Regions from separate parts of the Homo sapiens genome. Here regions 1, 3, 4, 5, 6 and 7 are each linked to region 2. A link is a loop called in an ENCODE intact Hi-C map of the cell type or tissue named here. Cell type or tissue: GM12878. All regions are shown on one strand.

What was found. Peaks named below come from ENCODE experiments on the same cell type or tissue, not always from the same donor. Only the 100,000 strongest peaks of a DNase experiment are listed, where the experiment ranks them.
Region 1: it touches region 2 in a loop (7-fold over the local background); 9 of 110 quality-filtered maps call a loop at or near these places.
Region 3: it touches region 2 in a loop (11-fold over the local background); 90 of 110 quality-filtered maps call a loop at or near these places.
Region 4: it touches region 2 in a loop (4-fold over the local background); 17 of 110 quality-filtered maps call a loop at or near these places.
Region 5: it touches region 2 in a loop (11-fold over the local background); 29 of 110 quality-filtered maps call a loop at or near these places.
Region 6: it touches region 2 in a loop (4-fold over the local background); 9 of 110 quality-filtered maps call a loop at or near these places.
Region 7: a loop joins it to region 2, with 2.6 times the contacts of the local background. A loop is called at or near these places in 7 of 110 quality-filtered maps.

The regions. Positions count from the first base shown.
Region 1 is chr10:26,502,490-26,506,489 of GRCh38, reverse strand. It overlaps APBB1IP (amyloid beta precursor protein binding family B member 1 interacting protein), which reads right to left. Exons shown (of 15, transcript NM_019043.4): 6 at 3,216-3,293. Among named protein-coding and RNA genes, the nearest start is that of APBB1IP, 66 kb to the right of the region's middle. In GM12878, a CTCF peak has its summit at 2,418; no DNase peak of the experiment used is centred here.
Region 2 is chr10:26,333,044-26,337,043 of GRCh38, reverse strand. No RefSeq gene overlaps it. Among named protein-coding and RNA genes, the nearest start is that of APBB1IP, 100 kb to the left of the region's middle. In GM12878, a CTCF peak has its summit at 1,782 (motif pointing left); a DNase peak (open chromatin) is centred at 1,763; H3K4me3 peaks cover 549 bases; H3K27ac peaks cover 1,198 bases.
Region 3 is chr10:26,554,855-26,558,854 of GRCh38, reverse strand. All of the region lies in intron 11 of APBB1IP (amyloid beta precursor protein binding family B member 1 interacting protein), which reads right to left. Among named protein-coding and RNA genes, the nearest start is that of LINC03028, 22 kb to the left of the region's middle. In GM12878, a CTCF peak has its summit at 1,584 (motif pointing right); a DNase peak (open chromatin) is centred at 1,622.
Region 4 is chr10:26,726,672-26,730,671 of GRCh38, reverse strand. All of the region lies in intron 8 of PDSS1 (decaprenyl diphosphate synthase subunit 1), which reads right to left. Among named protein-coding and RNA genes, the nearest start is that of PDSS1, 31 kb to the right of the region's middle. In GM12878, a CTCF peak has its summit at 1,510 (motif pointing left); no DNase peak of the experiment used is centred here.
Region 5 is chr10:26,879,889-26,883,888 of GRCh38, reverse strand. No RefSeq gene overlaps it. Among named protein-coding and RNA genes, the nearest start is that of ABI1, 21 kb to the right of the region's middle. In GM12878, a CTCF peak has its summit at 1,688; no DNase peak of the experiment used is centred here.
Region 6 is chr10:26,436,073-26,440,072 of GRCh38, reverse strand. APBB1IP (amyloid beta precursor protein binding family B member 1 interacting protein) reads right to left here and starts at 1,732. Exons shown (of 15, transcript NM_019043.4): 1 at 1,618-1,732; 2 at 1,220-1,421. RefSeq lists enhancers at 1,399-1,478, 2,039-2,168, 1,886-2,415. In GM12878, a CTCF peak has its summit at 2,213; a DNase peak (open chromatin) is centred at 2,102; H3K4me3 peaks cover 2,704 bases; H3K27ac peaks cover 3,493 bases.
Region 7 is chr10:26,485,382-26,489,381 of GRCh38, reverse strand. The region is part of intron 2 of APBB1IP (amyloid beta precursor protein binding family B member 1 interacting protein); the gene reads right to left. Among named protein-coding and RNA genes, the nearest start is that of APBB1IP, 49 kb to the right of the region's middle. RefSeq lists an enhancer at 2,110-2,159. In GM12878, no CTCF peak of the experiment used is centred here; a DNase peak (open chromatin) is centred at 1,761; H3K4me3 peaks cover 268 bases; H3K27ac peaks cover 2,150 bases.

The DNA of each region.
Region 1 (4,000 bases), 170 kb before region 2:
GATTGCTTGAGGCCAGGAGTTTGAGACCAGCCTGGGCAACATAGCCAGATCCTTTCTCTACAAATAATTTTAAAAAATAGTGGGCCATGGTGGTGCATACCTGTAGTCTCAGCTACTTGGGAGGCTGGGTGGGAGGATCACTTGAGCCCAGGAATTTGAGGCTTCAGTGAGCTGTGATTGTACCACTGCACTCCAGCCTGGGTGACAGAGCAAGACCTTGCCCCCCACCCCCCCCCCCCACACACACACGGTAGTGTTAAGCACTGAGGGGAACACTAAAGTGGGGGAAGGATTGGGAATACTGGGGATGTGTGCATGTGGTGTTAGATAGGAAAGGCCTCGCTAGGAAGGTGACCAAAGACTTAAAGGAGATGCACAGCGAACCTACTCAGAATCCAGGGAAGAGGCAGAGGACCTGCAAAGTGCCAAGGTCCCAAGGCAAGGGCAGGCCTAGAGTGCTTAAGGGGCAGCCAGGAGACCAGGCAGCTAGAATGGGGTGAATGAAGGAGTGAACACTGGGAGATGAGGCCAGGGAGGTGACTGGTCGCCATGTCATGCAGGGACTGGAGGCCACTGGGAGGATTCATTCTGGCTTCACGTGTGAGATGGTCAGACATCGGAGACTTTTGAGCAGAGGAGGACAGAAAGAGAGACTGCAGCCCAAGAGAAGAGTCTGGCCCTCGGCAGAAACATAATGATTTATCCATTGTTAAGGAAAGAATATGGGATATATGGGTACAGATGCACGCAGGTAGATAGGTAGATGTCTTGGTGGGAGCTTGCGCAACTTTTGTTTTGACTGTGTCTATTTTCCTTGCAAAATGGGCAACAAAATCATTAGCTGAGGCCAGGTGTGGTGGCTCATGCTTGTAATCCCAGCACTTTGGGAGGCCCAGGTGGGAGGATCGCTTGATGCCAGGAGTTTGAGACCAACCTGGGCAACATAGTGAGACCCTTGTCTCTTAAGTAAAATGGTTTTGTAGGTGAGAGAGTGATTGAACCAGGGTAGCTCACTGGGCACCCAGGACTGAGCAGGAGGAAAGTTGGATTTAACCAAGGTTTGAGAAAAGGACAAGGCAGATGAGGACGTGGAGTTCCAATGATGGACTGTGGAATTAATCACTTGCAGAAAACAGGGGAGAAGAATGGTAAGGAAATTTGGGCACGTTTGGAATGAGTGGAACCAGACTAATCTGGGAAGACTCCCCTAGATGAACCTTGAAAGTCTGGCTCCAGGGGTAGCCAAGGACTACTTCCTGAATATCCATCCATCGGCAGGTATTGAACACCTTCATTCAGAGAACTGTGATAGGTGCCATGGGAATAGAAAGCGTAAAGCCCTATGTGAAAAGGACAATTCACACAACTCTTAGCAGAAAATCCTCAATGAGTCTCAGAGATGTTATTTGCTTCAGGAGTTGAAATCAGATGAAGAGCCAGGCATGGTGGCTCACACCTGTAATCCCACCACTTTGTGAGGCTGAGATGGGTGGCGCGCTTGAGCCTAGGAGTCCGAGAAAAGCCTAGGCAACATAGGGAGGCCTCAACTCTACAAAAAATAAAAATAAATCAGCCGGCATGGTGGTACATGCCTGTGGTTCCAGCTACTCAGAAGGCTGAGGGAGGAGGATTGCTTGACCCCAGGAGTTTAAGGCTGCAGTGAGCCATGATCAGCCTGGGTGATAGAACAAGACCCTGTCTCAAAACAAAACACGATGAAGACTGTTTCATCTTTGCCTTAATTTACCAAATTAACTTTTTTTTTTTAATTTTTTTTTTTGAGATGGAGTCTCGCTCTGGAGTCCAGGCTGGAATGCAGTGGTGCAATCTTGGCTCACGGCAACCTCCGCCTTCTGGGCTCAAATGATTATCCTGCCTCAGCCTGCTGAGTAGCTGGGATTACAGATGCACACCGCTGCGTCCAGCTAATTTTTGTACTTTTAGTATAGACAGGGTTTCACCATGTTGGCCAGGCTGGTCTTAAACTCCTGACCTCAGGTGATCCGCCCGCCTCAGCCTCCCAAAGTGTTGGGATTACAGGCATGAGCCACCGCGCCCAGCCTAACTATTATTAACACTTTATTATCATTAGGTATATTCTTCTAGTGAAGTTAAATACAGCTGTATCTGCTGTTACAATACAATACATGTGTTCTTCAAAAACCTATACTCTGAAAAAATGCATGATCAACTTACAGGCTTATTAGGAAAGTTGGGTTAAGGGCAGATTACTCAAAACCTATTTTGAAACCAGAGCACCAGCAAAAACAGCATTTGGTACCCTGGGATATAACTTGGACATCTAGGTCAGCAGCAGGGCTGACGGCTGCCCCAGGGCATAGGAAAAGTAGACAAGAGCAATTGAGGAAAAGCAGAGGCCAGGCCGACAGAAGCTGAGCTCTGACCCAGTTAGGCATTCCCCAAAGGTGGCGCCACCTGCTATCAACCAAGAATTTTGCAAAGTCCTGGAGAGGGCAGCTCAAAGGAAGGGAGCCCTGGATGTGCAAACTTGTTTTAAAATGTCTTAAGATAGAGCTGAAAGGGCCCCTGCCTGTACAGCACCCAAGCCAAAGGCCCTTTCCTTTCTTGTTGAAGGTATAATTCTACTCCCATCATTCCAGCTCCCAGGAAAATTCATGTATAAGCCAGCAAAAAAAATCATGTACAAGCCAAGGAAACCTCTACATTTATATTAACACAAGTCCCTTATTTATCAATCACAAGTGAGCTAACTGATGTTATAGAAAGAACAATTGTGTACTCTTATCTTTGTCCTTAAAAGTTTTTGAAAATTACAACTATTTGGAAAGTATCACACAACATTTTCTTTCTTTTTTTCTTTTTTTCTTGTTTTTGAGATGGAATCTCACTCTGTCTCCCAGGCTGGAGTGCAGTGGCTCGATCTCAGCTCACTGCAACCTCCACCTCCTGGGTTCAAGCAATTCTCCTTCCTCAGCCTCCCGAGTAGCTGGGACTACAGGCACCTGCCACCACGCCCAGCTAATTTTTTGCATTTTTAGTAGAGACGGGGTTTTGCCATGTTAGCCAGGATGGTCTCGATCTCCTGACCTCATGATCCACCCACCTTGTCCTCCCAAAGTGCTGGGATTACAGGTGTGAGCCACCGCGCCCGGCTTTATTTTGTTTTTTATCATTAAGCATAATCACAGGTCCTTAATTGAACTGCCCCCATGCAAAAGGGATTCATGATTCACCTTCTTAACCTTGGCCTCCTTCAGTTTTTCCAGCGCCAGCTTAATTTTATCAGCCTTGGCTTGGGCTTCTTCCTCTTCCTGGAAAAGGGCAAGATATTCTTCAATACAGTCCATTAAGTAATACCAGTGAGTAATCACTTCTGTCATTGCTAGTGTCTCAGCTACGTTGTATTAACAAAAGGTACCAAATTTCACATGCTTGATTTTCAGAATTTATTAATTACTTTTTAAAGGCATACAAAGTGTAATAATTACATCTGGATAAATGGGGTATCCATTACCTGAAACGTTCAATTTTCAGAATTTAGATGACTATAACAAAATTCTTCAACTCAAAGATATAGAAGGCAGTCACTCTTTATAGCTTGGGAATGGTAACTTAAAAGATGAAATGATGACTTTAACAGTGGTTCGTATATTTAGACCAGAAAAATCCGCTTGGCTCACAAACTGGGATCCGACCTAAGGAATCTATAGATTGACACATCTCCAGGGATTTGAACATTCCCTGAAATTATATGCATACTTTTGGATCAGGATGTCTTTTTGGGGATTTCCAATTTTTTATTAGATTCTTAAAGGGGTTCTTAATGCCCCCAAAGGTTAAGAGAGACTGATTTTTTTTTTTTTTTTGAGATGGAGTCTCACTCTGTTGCCCAGGCTGGAGTGCAGTAGTGTGATCTTGGCTCACTACAAGCTCCGCCTCCTGGGTTCACCCCATTCTCCTGCCTCAGCCTCCTGAGTAGCTGGGACTACAGGCGCCTGCCACCATGCCTGGCTAATTT
Region 2 (4,000 bases):
TGGACTTAGTTTTGCAGATGTAAAAAGTTTTAAGGAGGGCAGTTATAGGACACTTTGGTGAGAGAGTGGGAGATGGTGTGAAAGGTGGAATGTTGGACCAGGAGATTAGCTCTTTGAAAGTATCATTATTCAGCCAGGTGCGGTGGCTCACACCTGTAATCCCAGCATTTTGGGAGGCCGAGGCGGGTTCATCACCTGAGGTCAGGAGTTCGAGACTGGCCTGGCCAACATGGTGAAACTCCATCTCTACTAAAAATACAAATAAAGAGATAAAAAAAACTAGCAGGGTGTGGTTGCGTGCACCTATAATCCCAGCTACTCGGTGGAATCGCTAGAACCAGGGAGGCGGAGATTGTGGTGAGCTGAGATGGCACCACTACACTCCAGCCTGGGCTCTGTCTTAAAAAAAATAAAAATAAAATAAAGAATCATTATTCTTTTTTTTTTTTTACATCTAACTTTATTGCACAGGCTGGTCTTGATCTCCTGGCCTCAAGTGATTCTCCCGCCTCAGTCTCCCAAAGTGCTGGGCTTACAGGCCACTGTGAGCCAGACCAGTATCACTATTCTTGATGGTTAGAGAAGTGGGAACCAGTAAGAAACCTATTTTGATATGCATAAAAACACATACTCCATTGATATATTTATGAAAATTACATAGAGTTTTGGAAAAGGGTATTTTAAAGGCTGCAGTGAAACTCTTAGGAGAAACTAGAAGTGAAACCTTTTAAAAGCACATTTTGAGTTCTTTCATAGTAAAATGTATTACTCAGATTAATTATGTGAAAATTTGAATTTTTAATATTCATGGATTTCAATTTTCCCAAAGCAGGGTTTGGATGAGTAAAAGCAAAGTTGGAGCAATTCAGGCCTAGAAACTCCAAAGCAACTACCATTACATTCAATCCCATTCAAACAAGGCACATGCTTAGAGGGTTTAAATGTGCTTGTTAAGAAACAAAAACAAAACTCTGGATTTAATATAATTTTTAAAAGATATGATTTTACAACTCCTTTTTTGGGGGAGGCATTTAAAAAAATCTATTTTGAAAATATATAGGACAAAAAATGGAAGAATTTAAGCTTTCCACACTGATGTGAAAAAGTATAAGGGTTAAGGTGATGTCACCAAAATGGCAGAGAAGAAGTAATCTGACTTCACTCTCCCATACAGAAAATGAAACAGAACTAGCCAGTGTAAAGATCATCACCACCAATATCCAAGAACTCAAAACCGAGGCTGTGACAATCCCTGGAGACACAAAGACGTGAAAAACTGCAAGCAGAACATACGATAAATTGATTTCTCTATCCATAATAGCCTTCCTTCAAACTGCGAGGCACTTCCTGGAAATGTCACCCAGCACTCACGCTTTCAGCACCGGAAAAAGGGAGGTCAAGGTGGACAGCCATCTTCCCCAATATCTTGAATTCCTATGCAGGAAAGCTGTTCCTGTCTCAGCCCATGGGAAGCATCATGAGTGTCTGCAGCCAGAAGGACCCTGAGGGCATCTGGGAGCTAGACAGAAGAGGTGGGGCAAGCAGCCCCAGTGCATACAACTTGGGAGCTGCTCTCCATCCCGGGCAAAGAGATGCCAAATCAGAGAGGCAGTTTGGCAGCACCATGCTGTAGGAGGTGCACTGCCTGGATCCTTGAGGGCACAAACCCCTAGCCAGCTTTCCCACCCAGCCAGGGAATCCCCTCTGGGACACCTTCTTTCCAAGATCGGCAGTGCTTTGAAAGGCTGCAAAAGCTGCGGCAAACCTGGTCTTAGGGCACCATCTAGTGCCAAAAAGGAGGTAGTGATCTAGTGCTAAGGGAATTAACAGGCAAATTTCACGGGTAACCTCTAAACACACATATGCTAGTAAGAGCAAAGTAACACAGACAGCAAAGACTGGAAAAAATAACGAATCCTTCAATGCGAAGACATAGTTGTATGTTTATAATAAACAACAGCAAATAGGGAACCATGACCTCCTTAAACGGACAGAGCAAGATTCCAGTACTGACCCTAATGAAATAGTGATATGTAAGTTCTCAGATGAAGAATCCAAACTAGCAGTTTTGAGGAAACTGCAAACTCCAAAATAACATATAAAAGCAATTCAGAAATGTATCAGAGAAATTTAACAAGCAGATTGAAATAATTTTTTAAAAAATTAAACAAATTTTAGAACTGGGAAATACATTGGCTGAACTGAAAAATGCATCAGAAGGTCTCAACAGCAGAACTAATAAGGCAGAAGAAAGAAGTAGTGAGCTCAAAGACAGACTATTTGAAAATGCATAGCCAGTGGAGAAAAAAAGAATAAAAGGAATAAAGAATTCCCATGAAATCTAGAAAATAACCCCAGAAGAGCAAATCTAAGTCATTTGCCTTCAAGAGGGAGTTGAGAAAGAGCAAGCAGCAGAAAGTTTTTTCAAGGAAATTAGAACTAAAAAAGAATGTTTTCCTACAATGTATTTTATTGGAGAATACCCAAATAATGAAATATCCGTTGTTTAATTTAATATAACTTTAGATTCGAAATTATGGCAAGTTTGTTTATGAGTATTCCATTACATTTATCTACTTATTTTAATCATTTACCTAGATTATTTATGAAAACTGCAATAGTCATCATTTAAAGTTATGAAACCGCCATTGCAAAATTGTAACTGAGACAGTGAAAACGACCTGACCTAACTGACTTGTTTCTAGCCTCCAAGCTATTCTTGTTCATTAACTTAGCTTATAGTTTAGCTTTGAAACAAAGATAACAGTCCTTTCCCAGAACAAACTTCCTTCATGTCTGTGGACTAGACTGCCTAAGGCCACAAGATTATAAGTTAGGATATTTTTACTAAATAATTCAAGATTTAGCTATCTCCATTAAACCAATATTAATGTTTCATTTATTAGAAATTACACAAGCAAAGATCATTCTGTTTTGGGATAAATTATAGTTTTGTAGCTTCTATGCCAAATTTTGACACCTTATAGTATTTGGTAGAGATAAGTATGAAATTGTGTGATCAATAAATGCAAACAAAAATGTATGTCGGCAACTCTTAAGACATCTCTAATATTACTTTACCAATAATTTTTAAAGCTAGCTTGTTTATTAAAGATTTTCTTTTAGTCACATAACTTGAAAAAGCATTTGACTAGTCTTTTCTATTTTTCTGTTAAAATATTTAAGCACTTTTATTTTTCTTTGAGCCAATTAATCAGAACTCTTTTATATATTTTCAATAGTGAAACATGGTGTACACAAGACATAAATACATAGACATATTAGGCATGCCAATAGAAAACCATTTTATAGATTTGTAAGACCTCCTTTCTCCTATCTTTTAACTGTATCTTTGAGTTCCGGGCAGAGCCCACACTGAATCCTGGGTTTTCAAAAAGGTAGAAGTATTATGAGGTTAGACCATGTGATGCTTTTACAGTGCACTTTAAAAATTTTTTTTCCAAACAAAGACATTTCTAAGTGTCTAAATTACACTTTCTCTTAAAAGCCCCAGAGTAAGATCGCGCCACTGCATTCCAACCTGGGAGACACAGCGAGACTCCGTCTCAAAAAAAAAAAAAAAAAAAAAAAAAAAGCCCCAGAGTAGCTTCTGTTGAAATAGCTATTAATGAAGAAAACAGAATTCAGTTAACTGAGAAGAAAAAACTTTTGCTCAAAAAGACAAGGTCCTAGGAGAGAAATAAACAAAAACAAAAACAAAAACATGAAGGCCTTTTAAATACAAACACACCCACATACATATACACATCTTAGATGTTAGCTTTCAGTTAAGCTGACTCTCAACCACTGAGCTTCTAAAAAATATTTTTCCTTCCCAGAGGCCTCCCAGCAGGAATGGACCCAATACCTTCCATTTTCAAGTTTACATGATATCAAAGGAAATAAGACCAATACACAAATAAGTGGAGGCAAAGTTTGGACAACATAAGGGGGAGTGCACTGGGCAAAAAGACTCAAAACCAACTCAAAACCTGATCTT
Region 3 (4,000 bases), 220 kb before region 2:
GTGTGAAAGAGAAACTCCTTGCATTCCTCCTAGTCCTCATTGCTTCTGTTGTTTCTGGTTTAATTTTTATTATTTTTTAAGACAGGGTCTCACTCTGTTGCCCAGGTTGGAGTGCAGTTGTGCCATCACGGCTCACTGCAGCCTCTAACTCCTGGGCTCACGCAATCCTTCCACCTCAGCCTCCTCTGTCGCTGGGACCACAAACATGCATCCATGCTTGGCTTTTTTTTTTTTTTTTTAAAGAAACACTCTTGCTATGTTTCCCAGTCTGGTGCTGAAACCCCGGGCTCAAGTGATCCTCCCACCTTAGCCTCCCAAAGTGCTGGGATTACATGCGTGAACCACCAAGCCCAGTTAGTTTCTGTTTTATGTGTCTGTCTCTGATAGACTGTGTCTTCCATGAAGGTGGGAACTACATCTGTCTTATTCACTGCTGAAGACCCTCAGTGCTTAGCACATGGCCAGCGCATGGCAGGTATTCCAGTCCAGATGTCAGAATACTTGAAGAATCAAGAAACAAGCACAATATTTCCTGTTCAGTTAGAAATCACCGTCATCAGGCGAGGGGCCGGCAACCAAACATAGGTTCTGAGATATTAATATGGGCCATGTAAATTTTCATGGGTCATTATAAGGTTTATTATAATACATTTTATTATGTAGAAAAATAATTAACCACAAGCATCGTGTGTGTGTGTGTGTGTGTGTGTGTGTTTGTGTGTGTGTGTGGTATGGTACCACCTCTTTCTTCTTCCTCCTGTCCTCAGAGGATTCATTAATCCTGCTAGGATAATCCTCATTTGCTGGTGGTGCTGAAAGTGGAATGGAAAGCCAAGAGAGCTGGAAGCATCTATCTGCTCTTCAGTTGGCAGGAAAGGAGGGAAGCTGTCCAATTCCTCTCTTAGGGTATTGCATGGACCTCTCCACTTCTCTTTCGCTTTCCATCTTAAATCACTGACCTCCAAGGAAATGGCTATTCTCAAAGTTGTTCTAAGCAAAGGGTCTCGTGTCTTTAAACTTCAGTTGGAATCTGACTGGCAGCGTCTAGTCACTCTGCTAGACTTTCTAATGACTCAGCCAGCAAGAGCGTGTGGGATTGTAATCTTTGTCCAGAAAGGATAACAAGACCTTTATAGACTCCAAGAGCTTGACGAGAGTTTAGTAATTTTTGGTTTCACAAATGAGAAAACTGAGGCTCAGAGAGGTTACTATATATTCCTCCCTGTGACCCCACTAGAACCTGGGGGTCTCCTGACTAACCACCTAGAATTTCTGTGTTTGTATTAAGCTATTAAACCCAAATCCCAGACTTGGAAGAGACTACGGAAAAATTCAGAAATGATTTTTTAAAAATTCCTCTCTTTGGTCTTTTCAGGCAACTGAGGAAACTCTACTCATATTTTTGTCTTTAAATATGTATTCTCTATGTAGGTCACTCGGCCTCAGAAATTGCATCTCCATTGCTCGAAGAACGGTCAATTCCTATTTGCTTGGGCATAGCAAACAGGAACACAGACATTCTCTCTACCGACGGTGAGAACTTCACATCAGGCTCCTGAATGTTGCTGTAGTTTTCCAGTCTAGCCAGCAGATGACAGCAAACACTTTTGAATGGCTGCTGGGCATTTTACTGTTTTGGCGGTTCAATGCTTACTCCCTCATTCTGAATGTTAGATTTTATTTTTGCAAATGTTACTCCAATAATGATCCTCTTTGGAGGCCCTTAAAATTGGAAATATCTATCAACTCAGGTAATATGGCCCGATAGCAAAAAGGATTTGTTTTCTTAATTAACCTGAAGGTCATATTGATGAAAAATATACTAAAGCCAACACTTATTGGCTGGAACATGACAGCCCACAAATGCCTCCAGCATTCCCTTCAACAATAACATGTGCAAAGCCAAACCAATGCCCTTGTCTTTCAGCACCAGAAACACGGCTCTCTGACCTACAAACAGCATTTGTGTTCTGATTGTCATGTAAGAGAGGCAAGCATTGGTCTCTTCAGCAATTGAATGTTTATAATTGTTCTTAGAAAGCAGCTATTCCACCCACCCCCCACTCAGACATTTAAAAAGCTGACATTGTTACCTTCAAGATAATCTATTATTGTTTTTGGTAGATGTCACGTGAGAACCAAGTTTCCAGAGCAGACTAAATCTCATCGTGTTTGCAACAAAATGCACAAAGCAACTGCTTATATAGAGTTAGCCATTTAACAAGCACCCTAAACAATTTCTTAAGAATGTTATTCATTGAAATAGAGCAAAATGTAGTCACTCCCTTAAAGAAAATGACTTTTGAACATAAAACAGCCCCCTGATGATGGGGTGATAAACCTTGCTATAGGTCAGGTCTCACCAAGTTCCTTCCTTACACTATATGTGTGCTATGGATGTATACAGGAGGATTCTATGACCTCTAAGGTCTCTAGCAATCCTCAGATTTTATGGTTCTAAGATGAGCTACCTAATGGGAAAAAGCTCCTTTCTGGCTCCCTTGGTGATGCAGAAATCGTTCAGCCTTGCAGACATTATAGAGCAAGTCACTGGGCTTGTTCTCCACCGTGTCTTGAGACTTTGCCAAGGAGCTTATTGCCTAACCGAGCCTTTTGCTGAATAATCATTTGCAAAGAGGTTTCAGGAAAATGCTGGTGCAGTGTCACTGGCCAGGCTCTTTCGCAATTGATTTGATTGTTCCCGATCATAAAGAGAGAGAAGCTCTCTTGGGACATGAGAACAGCACACAGAGGTCAGGGCGATTGTGGACTGTCACTGCTTAAAGGGCACTTATAGACCCTCTGAGCTTACGAAATGAGAAAACAGGGTGAGAGAGGGTGAGCAATTTATCCAAGGCCAAAGGTAGTGAAAGAACCAAGGTCCTGTTTGTTCAATAAATATCTCTGGGTGCCAAGAAATATGCTAATTCCTAGGTACATTAAGAGGAGTAAGAGAGGCAGGGCCCCGTGGCTCACACCTGTAATCCCAGCACTTTGAGAGGCCAAGACAGGCAGATCACTTGAGGCTAGGAATTTGAGATCAGCCTAGGCAACACAGTGAAACCTTGTCTCTACAAAAAGTACAAAAATTAACCAGGTGTTGTGGCACACACCTGTAGTTCCAGCTACTAGAGATGCTGAAGTGGGAGGATAGATGGAACCAGGTGTTCGAGGCTGCGGTGAGCCATGATTGTGCCACTGTGCTCCAGACTGGGCTGGAGGAGACCCTACCTCAAACAAACAAACAAAAAAACAACAAAAAGAGGAATAAGAGAGCTCATGTGTTAATTGGGCAATGCTCCCTGGAGGTGTTTTAGGGAGAGATGTATGTAAACACCTGATGTAATCAAATCACATATGTAATGTGATTATGAAATAGTATGTTCCATACTAAAAGTTTGAAAATGGGCCAAGAGAGGGTCTTTGGAAGAAGCGACAGAATGCTGTAATATATTTGGAGAACATGGAGAAATTCTGTATGGCTGAGGTCTGGAAACCATGGAATGAAGAAGCAGAAATTAAGCTGGTGTGGAATCTGAGTAAAGACCCTTGAGTCAAACTAGAATCTAGACATGATCCCCTGGGCAGTGGGGGGCACTGGACATTTTAAAACAGCACAGTGACACAGGAAGTCACTGGGGGCTATGAGGAAGATGGATCTGGAGTGAAGAATAAGATCGAACTGAGGGAGGGCTCAATGGGAGATCTTGATGGGAAATAGAAGAACTTGCTCATAGATTAACGAGAAATGGGGACAGGAAGAAAATCAGGCATGCTTTTTCTGTTTCTAGCTTGGTAGAGTAGGTGGATGTTATGGGTTTAATTATCTCCCTCCTCCTAAAAGCTATGGTACTCACTCCTGGTACCTATGAATGTAACCTTATTTGGAAATAGGGTCATTGCCAGATGTAATAAAGTTAAGATGAAGTCATCCTGATGAAAGTGGGCTCTAAATCCAAAGAGACTGGTGTAAGCCGGGTGTGGTCGCTCACACCTGTAA
Region 4 (4,000 bases), 390 kb before region 2:
GTATAGTTCTGACTTTTGGAGCTACATTAATGTCTTTTATTTTTTTTATTATTATTATTTTTTTAGACAGAGTCTCACTCTGTTGCCAGGCTGGAGTGCAGTGGTGTGATCACAGCTCACTGCAGCCTCGACCTCCCAGGGCTCAGGTGATCCTCCCACCTCAGCCTCCCAGGTAGCTGGGACTTCAGGTGTGCACTACCACACCCAGCTAATTTTTGTATTCCTTGTAGACAGAGGTTTCGCCATGTTGCCCAGGCTGGTCTCAAACTCCTGGGCTCAAGCAATCCATCTGCCTTGGCCTCCCAAAGTGCTAGGATTACAGGCATGAGACACTGTGCCCAGCCACGTTGTTTCAAACATTCAAAACAACAGCAACAATAACAAAACGCTCAAAACCAAAACACGAAATCAGCAAGAATGAGAGGGAATCCCTAAAGTGGAATAAAAATGAATCCAACTAGGCTGGGCGCGGTGGCTCACACCTGTAATCCCAGCACTTTGGGAGGCCGAGGTGGGCGGATCACGAGGTCAGGAGATCGAGACCATCCTGGCTAACACCATGAAACCCCATCTCTACTAAAAATACAAAAAATTAGCCGGGCGTGGTAGCGGGCACCTGTAGTCCCAGCTACTCGGGAGGCTGAGGCAGGAGAATGGCGTGAACCCGGGAGGCAGAGCTTGCAGTGAGCTGAGATAGTGCCACTGCACTCCGGCCTGGGCGAAAGAGCAAGACTCCGTCTCAAAAAAAAAAAAAAAAAAAAAAAAAAGGAACCAACTATTAACCCATTTATGCTGGAGGTTGCAAATTTGTTTTGTGAAAAATCAGACCTTGGTAATGACCTTGAGCAGTAGGATAGAAATAACTCCACAAGCTTAGCATTCCAATAATGGAACACTAGGCATAAATGGGTTAATATATTCCAAATAATAACACAACCACACTGATACGTAGAGAAAGGTAACTTTTGAACAGTGCTTTGATTCTATTATCCTCAGGCCCAAGACAAAAGGAATGATAAATACTGAATTCTAGCTACTGGGTTTGTTTTTCACAGAGATATGAGTCATGAATTTGTAAACTCCTATGGTATATTCTCAGATTGTGCAAATAAATACACCGCGGAGAAGAGGAGCCAGGTCTCTCACTGTTTGGGAAGGGGGTTACAAATATGGAAAGATGGAATCCTGGAATAAACCACAAATCCTGTGGTGTTAGATGGATTTGGAACTATCTGTTTGATACCTCGTGGTTTTGAATAAGTATGGATGGGTACAGAAAGATATACACGTATCTACCTACATTACATATAATACATACATGTATTTCCTAGCTCTGTCCATTGAGTGGGTCTAGAAACGATGACACCCAGTACTCAAATTCTGGTTTCTTAACACCATTTTCCACCAAAAGGAATGTGGGCTCCTTGGAGAACAGTGAATAACAGGGCTGAATATCTCCTGCCAGAAATGGGGTGCTGAAAAAATGATGGAGGACACAGAGCCAGGTTAAAGGGCCTCCCCTACTGGCCATACGTTGGATAATTGAGTATTAAAATAATGACAGTGTTATAATCTACAGAATAAAATAAGATGGCTGGGCACGGTGACTCACGCCTATAATCCCAGCACTTTGGGAGGCCGAGGTGGGCGATCACTTGAGGCCAGGAGTTTGAGACCAGCCTGGGCAAAATGGCAAAACCCCGTCTCTACTAAAAATACAAAAAAGTCATCCGGGTATGGTGGCAGCCGCATGTAATCCCAGCTACTCAGGAGGCTGAGGTGGGAGGATCACCTGAGCCCGGGAGGTGGAGGTTGCAGTGAGCTGAGATTGCACCACTGCACTCCAGCGTGGGTGACAGAGTGATACCCTGGCTCAAAAAAAAAAAAAAAAAAAAAAGATACAGAATAAAATAAGAATCCAAGAGCCCATACAGTTAAGAGCTTCCTTACAATGGAATACCAACTCTTCAGCTCTTTTGAGAATGAAATAATAATAACAAAAAAAATAGGATACCAACTTTCTTGTAGAAGAGTGATATAGAAGAAATGATGAAAATAGAAAAACAGCCATTTGACAACCATCAGAATAATATTTACATAATCTGAAAATACTTTGCCCAAAATAGGTTAAAATAGTAATTTTAGATTGAAGAAACCTGGCAGACAGTATCTTTTTTTTTTGAGATGGAGTTTCACTCTTGTTGCCCAGGCTTGAGTGCAATGGTGCAATCTCGGCTCACTGCAACCTCCGCCTCCCGGATTCAAGCAATTCTCCTGTATCAGCCTCCAGAGTAGCTGGGATTATAGGCGCCTGCCACTACGCCCGGCTAATTTTTGTATTTTTAGTAGAGACATGGTTTCACTATGTTGGCCACGCTTGTCAAACTCTTGACCTCAGGTGATCTACCTGCCTCGGCCTCCCAAAGTGCTGAGATTACAGGTGCCCGCCACCATGCCCAGCTAATTTTTTATAATTTTAGTAGAGATGGGGTTTTACCATGTTGGCCAGGCTGGTCTTGAACTCTTGACCTCAGGTAATCTGCCCACCTCGGCCTTCCAAAGTGCTGGGATTACAGGCGTGAGCCACTGTGCCCGGCCCGACAGTATCCTAATCAAGCGATCCAGGCATGCATCACCAGTAATGGGACAGACAAGACAGCACGCGCCTCCTGGTATGAGGAGCTGAGGACAGCACCGCTCTTGTGGTATTCCTGCCAAATATTCATAACCTGGATCGAATCTTGAGAAGTATCAGAGAAGCCCGACTGAGAGGCTCAACAACATAACTGGCCTGCACTCTTCCAAATACCAAGGTAATGAGAGGCAAAGAAAGACTGTTCTAGATGACAAGAGACTACAGAGTCATGACAGCAAAATGCAACGTGAAATCCTGGACTGGATGCTGGAACAGAAAAATATGTTTTCCCTTTCGTTATAACAGTTCACAACTGGCAAGATCTGAATGAGGCCTATAGATAGATATGAATATTGTAAAAAAAAAAGAGGCCAGGTGTGGCATGTGGTGGTGTGCACCTGTAATCCCAGCTACTCGGGAGGCTGAGGTGGGAGAATCACTTGAACCTGGGAGGTGGAGGTTGCAGTGAGCTGAGATCATGCCACTGCGCTCCAGCCTGGGCAACAGAGCGAGACTCCATCTCAAAAAAATGAATTAAAAAAAAAAAAAAAGAGTGTTCTGCTAATGTGACCCACAATATGCAATTCTGTAGTGGTACTCTGAGGCTTTGAAAATCAAGTAATAGGAAGAGAGCCCATTAATTCCAGGCCACAAGCAGCCCTGGAGAAAATAGAAATTCAGAAAAAAAAAAAAAAAGAGAGAGAGAGAGAGAGAAACAAGGCAGGATTACCATACCCAGCTCTGGGTTCAAGTCTCAACTCAGCTACTGTCTGGCTTAACAACAACTGGACAGGCCCTCTGACCTCTCAGGTCTCATTTCCACCAGATTTCCTGGGAAACAAGCCACTGTCTTTATTAGTAAACTACAAAATGTATTTTGCATGAGTACAAAATGTATTTTGCAAGTGAGTAAGTATGTAAATAAATAAGTCATCTTTTGATAATAACATGAATTCTGGTTTGTTTGTTTTTTTTTTGAGAGACTCTCGCTCTATTGCCCAGGCTGGAATGCAGTGGAGTGATCTTGGCTCACTGCAACCTCCACCTCCCGGGTTCAAGCGGTTCTCCTGCCTCAGCTTCCCAAGTAGCTGGCATTACAGGCGTGCACCACCACGCCCGGCTAATTTTTGTATTTTTAGTACAGACGGGGTTTTGCCATGTTGGCCAGGCTGGTCTTGAAATCCTGGACTAAAGTGATCCACTCGCCTCGGCCTCCTAAAGTGTTAGGATTACAGGTGTGAGCCACCGTGCCCGGCCTAAAATGGATTCTATTTTAATATCAGTCAATCACAAAACAATCCCCCTAGACAGCCCTCTCTTAGATTTTAATATTATTTTCACTAAAAAAAGGAAGGGAGATGAAGA
Region 5 (4,000 bases), 550 kb before region 2:
TCCGAGATGTTACAGAAGCATTTAGAACAGCGTATAAAGCATGGATCACTTTTAAATATTTAAAAATGCACACAAACCACATGAAGCTAACTTTGTTAAAAGTATATGTTCTTTGCAGTAGTAGTTAGTAGTATTCTTTTGTGAGATGGCTTTTTTTTTTTTTGAGACAGGGTCTTACTGTGTTACCCAGGCTGAAGTGCAGTGGTACGATCACAGCTCATTGCAGCCTCGAACTCCTGGGCTCAAGCAATCCTCCCAAGTAGCTGAGACTACAAGGACACACCACCCTATCTGGCTATTTATTCATTTTTTGTAGAGACATGGTCTTACCTGTTGCCCAGGCTGGTCTGGAACTCCTAGCCTAAAACAACCCTCCTGCCTCGGGTTCCCAAAGTGCTGGGATTACAAGACTGAGCCATGGTGTCCTGCTAACATTTTTTTTTTTTTCAAGCAATCACCATTTGGATTCTTAGTTCTCTTAACTTTCAGGTTTTTAACAGTTCAATACACCTTCCAAATGTTCCTTGGAATATTTTTTCTGGTTTAACTATTGGTTTAGGTGATGTCTATGGCCTGTTTTAACGCTAAGACTCTCTGATCTGTATCCATTTGGTTAGAGCACGTATGAGTAAATCCAAGGTTATTCAATGACTTCACTCCAACACCTTTTCTGTGATCTCTAGTTCTACAGTTGCCTAATGATTTTGGGATAAAAAGTGCTTTTGAGACACATACTTTAGAGTCCCTGCTCTGCTAATGCAGAGCCAGTCTTAATTAATAGTTAAAATGACATTGTTTTGCCTTATTCGATGAGATTAACTGAGCAAACATTTATTGAGCAGCAATTATGGACAAGACATTAAGAAACACAAAAAATGATAACCGTCTTGACATTAGGAAGCTTAAGGGAAATACGACATATTAATAAATTACTACAAATTAAGGCATAATATAATAAAATAAGAAGAGAACAAACTATTTTAACAAACGTGTTCTACCACCCGCAATTCCCAATGTGCAGCTTCACTCAGGGGACGTTAAGTTTCTAGGCCAGCAGCTAAGGATGCATTCAGTTTATATTCAGCCTCTCAAAATGCAGTTCTGTAATCACAATACAAAAACAACCAACAACACTTGCCCAAACTTCATTACGTTTCAGGTAATACTAAAAGTCATACAATGCTTATAACATAAAACTTTGTCGTAGAAAGTAAATTCGGCTGGGCGCGGTGGCTCACGCCTGTAATCCCAGCACTTTGGGAGGCCGAGGCGGGCGGATCACGAGGTCAAAAGACTGAGACCATCCTGGACAACATGGTGAAACCCCGTCTCTACTAAAAATACAAAAATTAGCTGGGCGTGGTCGCAGGCGCCTGTAGTCCCAGCTACTCGGGAGGCTGAGGTAGGAGAATGGCGTGAACCCGGGAGGCAGAGGTTGCAGTGAGCCGAGATCGCGCCACTGCACTCCAGCCTGGGAGACAGAGCGAGACTCTGTCTCAAAAAAAAAAAAAAAAAAAAAAAAGTATATTCAATAAACCTTGCGTGTAAAGCAGTAAGAGCTCTTTGCCTACAAAATATAAAAAGTAATTACAATTACTCTTCAATAAATCTGGGTTGCATCGCTATCACTCGCTGACTTGCTCAATTGATCCTCTCAGTCAACTTTTGTCTCTTCCTTACCACTAAGCGGCAGTAAAGACTAAATAATGACGCAGCTCTACTCAAGCGTTCCCTATCCAAGTGAAGTTTTCCCATTATTTCTACTTCTAAAAAAATGAATGTAAGATGGGATTTTAAACTTCCACATTAAAAAAAGAAGAGTGGAGGGAAAAGTATGGAGGGGAGAAATAAAGACACGTGAATAAAACATTTGCTTTACCATTTATCTTTTAAAATGACATGGAATGTCAATTTCAAGATCACTTAATCTTTAAAAAAAAAAAACCCGCAATCTGAACACAGTCCTTACAAACGTGCCAATCGCTGGTTCACTGTGGTAGGTCTCCCATGCTGCCTATGTTGTCACTGAATTACACTTGACCCTTGCATGGGATTACCCTCCACCCTGTGGGTCTTCACTAACTAGAACCCCATCTACTGCATGCTGTGCTCACCACTTTCCTTGCCATCTATTAGCCCCTTCTTCAGTATTTGATCTTCAGGTCACCTCTTCCCTTCCTAGCTCTTTCTAGCACTCTGATTTTCTCTGTCCCTATAGCCTACCCTATTCCAGATCAGCTCTCAGAGACGAAAATGGGGACTTCAGGATGGAGAAATCAAAGGAAGCTGTTATTATAACCCTTCCTATCTTATTTTCCTATAAATTCTCTCTTTCTGTCTTAGTCTCTTTCTCTCTCTCTCTAAGAAATAGAGAGAAATTTACAGAGTAAGAGATATTAGGAAGACAAATTTCTTGGCAGGGTCAGGAAAAGTTTGAAGAGTTGCTGATATTAAAACAAATTTGAATTAAACCTTTTTAGACTTCATAGGTAGCTCCTCTCAAAAAGGTTAAGTTAAAGAATTTTGTTAAGGGCAGATTACAGAATATATGTAAAATATTTGATACTTTTTTGTTATTATTACAATACTAGTCATGTCTATAATATTTTAAAAGTAAAGAATTATATAGTTTATATTTCTTTCTAATCTAGAAACAGATTCTTATTTTAGCTTGGATATTTGTTAACCATTTCACAATCATTGAGATAAAATTAACTTATATTTTATGGAAATTATATTCCCTTATGAAATACCATAGAATTGTTATTATAAATCTTAAGTAAGAGGTTATGTGTTTCATATAGCATTCCAAAAATAAAACCAACAGTATGCTTTGCTTTGCATTATGAATCTATAAGTTATAAAACTTTTAGTATTGCAAATATTGTTACAATAAACAGTTAGACTGAAAATGTGTGCAATTTCACCTAAAAATAGAAAATAAAAGCTTCGTCTTCAGAAGCTATCAAGGAAAATTATAATAAAAGCTATATTTTCCACAATTCAGATTTAATTAATTTTATATATTGCCATTGATTTAAATAGAATTTTAATTTTAGAACCATTTTAGATTTACAGAAAATTTGTGACGATAGTATGGTGTTCCTGTAAAGCCCCAAACCCAGTTTTCTCTATTGTTAATATCTTAGTATGGTATATTTGATACAATTAATGAATCAATATTGATGAATTATTGATATATAAAAATCATACTTGTTCAGAATTCCTCAGTTTATTTAATATTCATTTTCTGTTCCAGGATACAATTTAGAACATCACATTACATTTAGACATTAGGAGAGAGATTCCAAGTTACATTGTGCTGCTGCTCCATTTAAAACTTTGTGTTTGAAAATGTGTAACAAATTATATTTTCCAGTTTTAAAAGTCACATTTTTATATTACAAAATGTTTAGAGTGCACGAGTATGTGAAACACAATTTCATCATTAAAATACTAAATTTTGGAATATATGTTTTCATTACTAGAAAATGTTTTCAACTGTGGGTGTGTGTGGTTTATTTAAGTGTTTTTATGAAAGCATTTGGGAAATCTCCACCCATGAATTGATGTCTCTTAACTTCTACCTGTATTTCTAAGAGTGTCAATTATATACATTTTACAGTTTTTCTATTTAATGCATAAAGTTATTTTTGAGTGCGATGTATATCTTTTAACAATATAAAAGGCATAACTCTCTTCTTTTTACCTATTAAATGGATACACTTTTATTTACTTGTGTTCCAATATCACTGATTCAATTTTTGCAACGTGAATTCTGCTTTCTACTCCCATAAACACATCATTTAATTGCAGTTTTGTTTGTTTCATTTCCTTGGGGTTTTCTTTTTTGTGTACTTCTGCACCATCCGTTCTCTTTCCTAACAGCTTTACTTGAAGTATACTACTTAGTATTGATTGACAGCCTACTCTGTGCCAGTCTTTCCTCTGTAGGACTGGCCTCTACGTCAACACTTCCGGGGCTCTGGCACAAGTGCCA
Region 6 (4,000 bases), 100 kb before region 2:
GATGAAGTTAAATTTCTTAGACCTTTCACAACACACGTTGAGCAGACAGGAAATACCACTAGAAGACTTTATAAAGTATTTCTCAGCAGATCCTTGCTAATTTCGCCAGCCAGCATCATCGTCCTGGCCCATGTGCCACCCATTATTCCAGTGAGGCCAGAGGGAAAATCGCTGCTCTAGGTTTATGAAAAAGGACAAAGTTTTCCTTTCTGAAATTTCTCTCTGGAGACCCAGATTTTAAAATGAATAGTAGCTAGTACCGGCACCTTTGTTTAAACCACGTTATGCCACCAGAAAAAAACATCTGGGGGCATAATAAACTCACGGGCCCTTTTCTTTTGTTACTTTCCTCTAGTACTCCGTCTCGTCAAGGATCACATTAAAAGTTCTTTTGAACCGCTATGCCCTGAGTGTCTAGGAAACACATTTCACGTTCCACAGGGGTATGAACTAAGAAATACCTTAGCAGGAAAGTAAGAGGTACACCGGGCTAGGTCTTTGGTGGAACACCTGCGCAGAGGTTCTTGGAGACATTAGGACACCCTAGTTAGTTTCCTCCATTCTGTAAAAGGCCCTCTGGATATTCATTTCAAGCCAAATTATGAAACTTGTGCCTGGTGTCCAAATCTATCTTTATGGTATTTTAAAATGAAAATGAGAATATTCGGGGGAAAAAGTTATTTTTAAAAAGAGGAAAGAGTTGTCCAAAAGTTTTAGAGGAAGGAAACACTCTAAGATGCATCAGACTGCGAGCCACACTCAAATTCTCACACGGCTGGCATTTAATCCACATCTAATCTTGGCCCCTCAAGAATCCCTCCAGGTTCCGGGAGACTGGGGCTCCCGGACCTGCTGACCTGCTGACCTGCTGACCTGCTGGACGTGCAAGGGTTCATAGCAGTTCCCCGTTTGACCTTGCAGCAATTTCCTGGGCAGGAAATCTGTCAAATCTGTTGCAATAGCTCGGGAAAAAGCAAACCCGAACCCCAAACCCTCACACCCCCACCCTCGCGAGCCGGGTCCAGAGTGGAGATCAGCGGAGGGGACCCTGGGGACCCGCTGCGCTCGAGGGCCACGCCTGGGGGCACGCGTTCACGAGGCCAGATCCTGGAGCTGCCCCCGGCGTCGGACCCGACGGGCTTGACAAACGGGTTCCTGACAGCCCCGAGGGGCCCGTGCTGGCGCTCCCAGGGCTCCCGGGACTGGGAGCGCCACTTACCTCGACTGCTCTGCGGGGCGCTGCGGGGCGCGGGAAGGCGGCGAGACTCCGGCCGGGAAAGCGACGCGCGGTGCAGACTGCCGCACCCGGGCTCCAGGTCGCTGCCCCGGGGAGGAAGTGCTGTCAGCCCTGCCCTTCCCACGCAGCGCGCAGACGTGTGGCGCTATCCGAGCTGCTTTGCTCCGAGGTGCAAGGAAGGCCCCTGGTTAGAGACAGTGGGACAGACAAACATATGCGTAAAGGACTCCGAGTTAGGGGCTGCTTTCTCCAACTCATCGAGTCTGCGCCTGATTTTCTCTCCCCCATCCCACCCCTACTACACAACCACCTTGAAGGGATTTTTATTTTATTTTATTTTATTTTATTTTAATTCTGGGAAACGTTGCGCCTCCCCCTACCTGTGCCGCGCGCGCCCTTCTCTCAGGAGCGTCTCCTGGCGAATGGAACCATTTTGCAGCCTCGACGCAAGAGGGACTAAGGGATTGGGGCCTAGTGATGGTTCCACCAAAGACTGAGAGGCCGCTTTATGTTGCAACGGTCTCCCAAAGTGTTTACTTCAGCACTTTCTGGGCTTCCTCTTTTGGGCCGGTTGTGCAAGGCTTCCCGGCCGCCTGCAGCCCGCCCTCAGGGGACGCGGTGCAGGGCTGGACTGGCAACACGCGCGTCCCGGCCGGAGTTCAGCTGTCTCTCGGGTGGGGGTGGAGGAAGGGCGCGCTGGGCGGAGGCCCTTTCTCAACCATCAGGTTGGTAACCTCACCCTCCTCCCTCCCCACGTTTAACCACGCTCAGTTGGCCGGCCAGGGTGTAGAGGAATAGCACTGTCTTCATTGCTCGTAGAAATCCAAAATGGTCTGAACCCCGTGGAAGAGAATTGAGCAATATCTATTTAACTTATGTATGGATTCGCCTTTTGACCCCGTCATCCCACTTCCAGGAGTGTGTTACGAAGATCTGCTGATGAAAATAAGTAATGCACACGGCAGAGGGCATTCATGGACTCACTATTTGCAACAGCATAGGACTGGCTGGAAATAGCACCTGTCAGTTGGGAGTGGAGTTTCCTGAGAGAAAGTCGCTGGGGAGGTCTGAAAATACAGAAGTTAAAATCAGTTATGATTTGTAAATGCGGTTGAATAACCCTCCCCTTCTCCTCTACAGCTGTGTCTTCAAAGGCTTATATGTCAGGGAAGGTGGTGAAGACATAAAGACAGAAATTAGGTGCATGTGTTAATTAGGCAATTTCAAATAGTTCTGTCATTTATTTAATGAGAAACTATTCGTAAGCACCAACACTTCTAAGAACAATGAAAATAGTTAGAGGAAACAATTTCTGCTCTCATGCATGGTGCATTCTAGTTGGTAGAAAGCAGACAATAAACAAATTAATATTTAACATGTCAAGGAATGTAACTAGTTTTGAAGGAAGTTAAAAGGTGAGGGATAGAGAGTGATGGGCATGGGGATGGGGTTGCTGTATTAATTAGGGTAAATAAACGATAAATAAATAGAAAATATATTTTCTCCTCATGATTTTCTTAATAACAGTTTCTTTTCTCTAGCTTTCTTTATTGTAAAAATACAGTATTTATCTAAATACATATAACATAATATGTGTTAATTGACTGTTTAATATTATCAGTAAGGCTTCTGGTCAACAGTAGGCTATTCGTGGTTAAGTTTTGGGGGAGTCAAAAGACATACATGGATTTTCAATTGTGCAGCAGTTTGGTACTCCTGAAATCTGGCATTGTTCTGTTACAGTAGGTAGCTAGTCAGGCATGAGCAGGGCAGGAGAGGGCTCCTCCCACCCCCTACCAGGAATGTCAGGTGACCATCAGGTGATGATCAAGCAGTTGTTATCAGCCTTACTGATAACATAGTCGATTAACTCATATTATTTTATATATATTAAATACTGTATTTTTATAATAAAGTAAGCCAGAGAAAAGAAACTGTTATTAATAAAATCATAAGGAAGAGAAAATGTATTTTTCATTTATTTATTTATTATTTATTTATCCTAATTTTTTTTAATATAGCACCAGGGAAAGGCAGTCTCCCAATAGACAGAAACACCTGAAACTGGTATTTCTGTCTGATAAGTGACACTTGAGCTAGATCTAAATGGCATGAGAGATTAATCCACACTGGGTTTTTAGATGGGAATATTCCAGGCAAAAGGAACAGCACATTCAAAGACCCTGAGTTAGGAGAGCACTTAAGATATTGGAAAAACACCAAGGAAATTAGTACGGCTGAGCAGAGTGAGATGGGAGGGACAGACATGAGATGGGATCAAAAGGAAATGGTGCCCAGATTGTGTGCTATTTGGGAGCTGTGGAAGAGAATTTGATGTGAGTGAGATGGAAAGCCAGTGGAAGGTTCTGAGCAGAGTTGTAAGTGCTACATAAAATATAAAATCAAACAATGAGAGTGACTTTCTTGGGGCAGGGAAAGTGGTCAAGGATCACCTCTTTACAAAGTAATGAGAAGGGGCAGCCATTCAGAAACTTGGGAAAGGATTCCAAGAGAAGGAAGAACAAGAAGAGGGGCTGAGATAGGAACATAGAAAGTTCAAAAGAAGGCAGGCCAGTGTGCCTGGAATGTTCTGAAAGAGTAGGGCAGCAATAGTGGATGGGGACAGAGAGGTAAGCAGGAACCAGAACAAGCAGGACCTTGTAGCCAGCATTGAGGACTTTAGGTTTTATTCTAATTGCAATGGGGGACTATTGGAATGTATTTAGCAACTGAGTGCATGATTTGACTTAAGCGATAAGCCAT
Region 7 (4,000 bases), 150 kb before region 2:
TTAAGAAGAAAAAAATTATTTTCTTCTCCTACATAACCTTATCACCCTCGCCAAACAGGACTGAGAACATTTTCCATCTGAATGTTCTGCTCCCTGCAGTGACTTTTCTTTTGCCGTCCTTCTAGTCACTCCCTCTTGAGAAACACAAAAACTACCCTGAGCTAGAGGTCACTGAGCATATTCCACCATCATTTCAAGGTTTAAGTTTTGCATGTTTTATTTTGGAGGACAGATGCTTGAATTGCTATGTGATGTATTAATTTTCTCTACTGCCCTATCTGGCGTCCAGTGTAGGAGGTGTCTTGCAGGAGCATGGGAAGTTGTAAAACTGTGTTGGCCAGGAGGCATTGAGAGGGTACAAGAAGGGGTCTTTAGTTAAGAGAGGTCTAGATTCCATTGAACTAGCACATTTCTTAGTGGCAGACGCATCCCAAAGAATCAGGTGTACATACACATGGGACAAGGAGGTGTGTGTTTGAATCCAAGGAAGCCACTCAGTGAATGCTAAGGGTCAGACCACACAAAGCAGGCAGGTGAGCACCCAGGTATAGAAGCAACAGGTGAGAAAAACACCGAAGGTCTAGGTCTATGTGTGCAGGGAAAGTCAGAGAGGAATCAAACACAGCATCAGTGACGGATGATGGAAGATCCTTGTCCTATTTTGTGTGTATTGTTGGGATTAAAAAAGTGTTTATGGCACCTAGAAGAGAGGAAGATGGCTGCAGGTGGGCCCTGCCCCTGGTTCATGAGGGAAGTCAGCATGAGGAGTCATTTCCATGGGGTTTTATCCCCACACAGTTGCTTACAAAGTATCTGAATCATATCCTCCTTTCTTTAAATTTCCTACAAGGCTGGGCATGGTGACTCACGCCTGTTATCCCAGCACTTTGGGAGGCCGAGGGGAGAGGATTGCTTGAGGCCAGGAGTTTGAAACCAGCCTGGGCAACATAGAGAAACTTCTGTACAAAAAATTAAAAAATTAGCCAGGTGTGGGGGCACGTGCATGTAGTCCCACATACTTGGGAGGCTGAGACGGGATGATGGCTTGAGCCCAGGAGGTCGAGGCTGCAGTGAACTATGATGGTGCCACCAAAGTCCAGCCTGGGTGACACAGCGAGACTCTCTCAAAAAAAAAAAAAATTCCTACAAAATGGCAGAAAGTATTTAAGTAGATATTATCTCCATGGTTTCACAAATTGTCTCCCAAAACAACTAATATGGTATTAAAAATCTTGTCATGGGTTTTTAAGTTATTATTTTAATAAGGGGAAATTAATGGAAAAAACAATAAAATTCCAGAACTGCTCATGTGAATTGCTTTCTATCTGAGTACAATAGTGTGAGAAAATAAAGGAATCCTTCAGATGAATTATTATTAAGAGTAATTATTGGTGTTAACACATTTCAGATTTTTTTATGAGAGTAATCCATTTTATAAGAATAAATATAGATTTGTTTGCTGACCTCAAAACTGCCAACTAGCATTACAATAAGCTTATAGGAATCAAATATAATTTGAGTAACAAGAATCTTGCCATTGATTCATTCTCCTGAACCCTTAAATTTGGAAAAGCACTAAAATAAAGTCTGGAAATGTGACATCGATGAGTCAGAAAAACCCACTGAACCCAAAGGCCTTCGTTTCTCAGGCTGTGCACACCACTGCTATATAACAGGTTAATGACGTGCCACAGTGAATCATCCACCTAAGATGGAAATAACTCAAAACAACAGCGCGTTCTCGTGACCTCTCCCTGCATTCATCTGGTGAAAATCTTTCCCCCTGCCCTTTCCCCTGCCCTTTCATTCCTTTCCCCCAGAGTCTGTTACTGAGTTATTAAGTGGAGCCAACATCAAAATTGTGCTGAAACGTACAGTCATAAGTAAACTTGCTTGTGAATGGATCACAGTTGCACCCACGGTGAAGATAAAAAGACATTTGACTTCAGGGCAGTTTGTTAACAAAAATTATTAATCTGTAAATTCAGTCATATTACATAATTGACCTCCCTGCAAGAAAACCTTATTATTGAAATGGACAGACAAGAGTTATACACATGTATACAGTGTACACACACACAAGCGTAAGAAAATAGGGCTGTGCCTATATGTACGTGTGGTATTTTCCAAAGGTCAAAATAAAGATTAAAAGAGAGAGAGAGAGAGAGAGGAAAAAAAAAAAAACACCCAGCCCTGACAGCTAAAAGTCTTATTTGGGTTAGCAGCCAGAAAGAGCTGGGGTGGAGTTATCACAGTGAAGCAATGCATTGCAAACAAGCCATGCTCACATCGTGACTGGGTGGAGTTAGAATCTTTTTGTGAGTATGTCACTTCTGAGTTCATTTTATGTCTTGGGAAGAACCACAAGTTGTTGATGAAAAAGAAATGGAAATACTACAAAATCAGCTAGATTTTGTGATTATTATTGTTATTATTGGATAGATGAGGGGTGAGGTGGTTGAAGCCGCTTGTCCAGGCTAAAACTTTCCCTTAGATTCCTTGAACGACAAGGAAATTTTCCCTAATGCTTAATATTTCTAGGCTTCAGTTTTTCAATCCTTAAATCGTTTCTCTTTTCCACCTGGATACATTTCAAAACTATGTCTTTTAAACATTTATCCTAAGTACTGTGATGCATATGGTTTACAGGACATATGTTTATATCGACGGCAGAGTTAATCTCACACATTTAACTCAGTTTGCATGCAGTTTGGGATGCCGTGAAGATCAGCAATTCCAGCCATGGAATCTGGAATTTTGGACCTGGATGAGGGCGGCCTTTATTGCATCGGTCAGAGTAGCTTGCCTAAACACAGCCAGCTCAACATCCCCCAGGCATTTCCCTCTAAGTAGCTCCGACTCACTACTCCCCTTCATGCATTCTCTTCCCATGCGCCTTAACTTGGTAAAAGGCCATTAGTCACATATCAGTCTGACTTAGAACCCTTGGCATAGTCCCTTACTCCTCCCATTTTTCCATCTAGTCGGTCGAGGAATCTGTTGGCTTTTCCTGTAGAAGGCTTCTCCTTGCCTTCATTCTCTCTATCAAGCCACAGTTGACACCTCACCAGCTCACCCAGCCTCCAGCCTTCCAGACTCCCCATCAATATTCACCACCACCGTTGCTGCAAATTGCAAATACAAATGTGAATGTGTCACTCTCCTGTTTAAAAATCTTCCCTGGCTGCTTATGATGAAGTGGAGAGCGTTCAGGCACTCAGCGTGTCTTTCAAAGTCCTTCCTAATTTGTCCCATTCGGGGCCTTTTATTTTTTAATTTATTTATATTTTTTTACATTATTTTATTTTATTTTTAGCAGAGACAGGGTCTTGCTATGTTGCCCAGGCAGGTCTCAAACTCCTGGGCTCAAGTGATCCTCGCACCTCCACCTCCCAAAATGCTGGGATTACAGGCTTGAGCCACCAGGCCTGGCCTCAGGACCCTTGATGTTTTCTGAACAGGCTTTTTAGAACTCTTTTTGTCTTTGTATATGCTATTCCCTTTAAATAATATCCTCCTCTGTGCATATCTCCTTCATAAAATCCTACTGATCATTCAAAATCCAGCTGTCATGCTAACACTTTAATGGTATCTTCATTCCCAGCAGAGATTTGCTATCTACTGCACTTGGTAAACATGTCAGTAAATCCTGGCCTTAACAACCAACTTGACATGGTATTTAATCTCCTTGGACTTCAGTTTCCTTGTCTATAAAATAAGGAAAACAATAATGCCTAATTCTTAGGCTTGTTGTGACATCTAAACAAAATAGCCAAAAATACTTAGCATGAATTTGCAATCAGCATTTGCCACACTGAATCACACTCTTTTTGTTATCGTTATAGAATCTCTTAGAAAACTGGGAGTTGTTATTAAGTAAGAATCAGATCTTGTTGATGTTTGTGTTCAGAAATGCGTCGTTGGAAACCCAGAGAGATTAAGTAGCTTCCCAGACTAATGAGAAGAACTGGGCTAGAGTCCAGATCTCAAGCCTCATAGA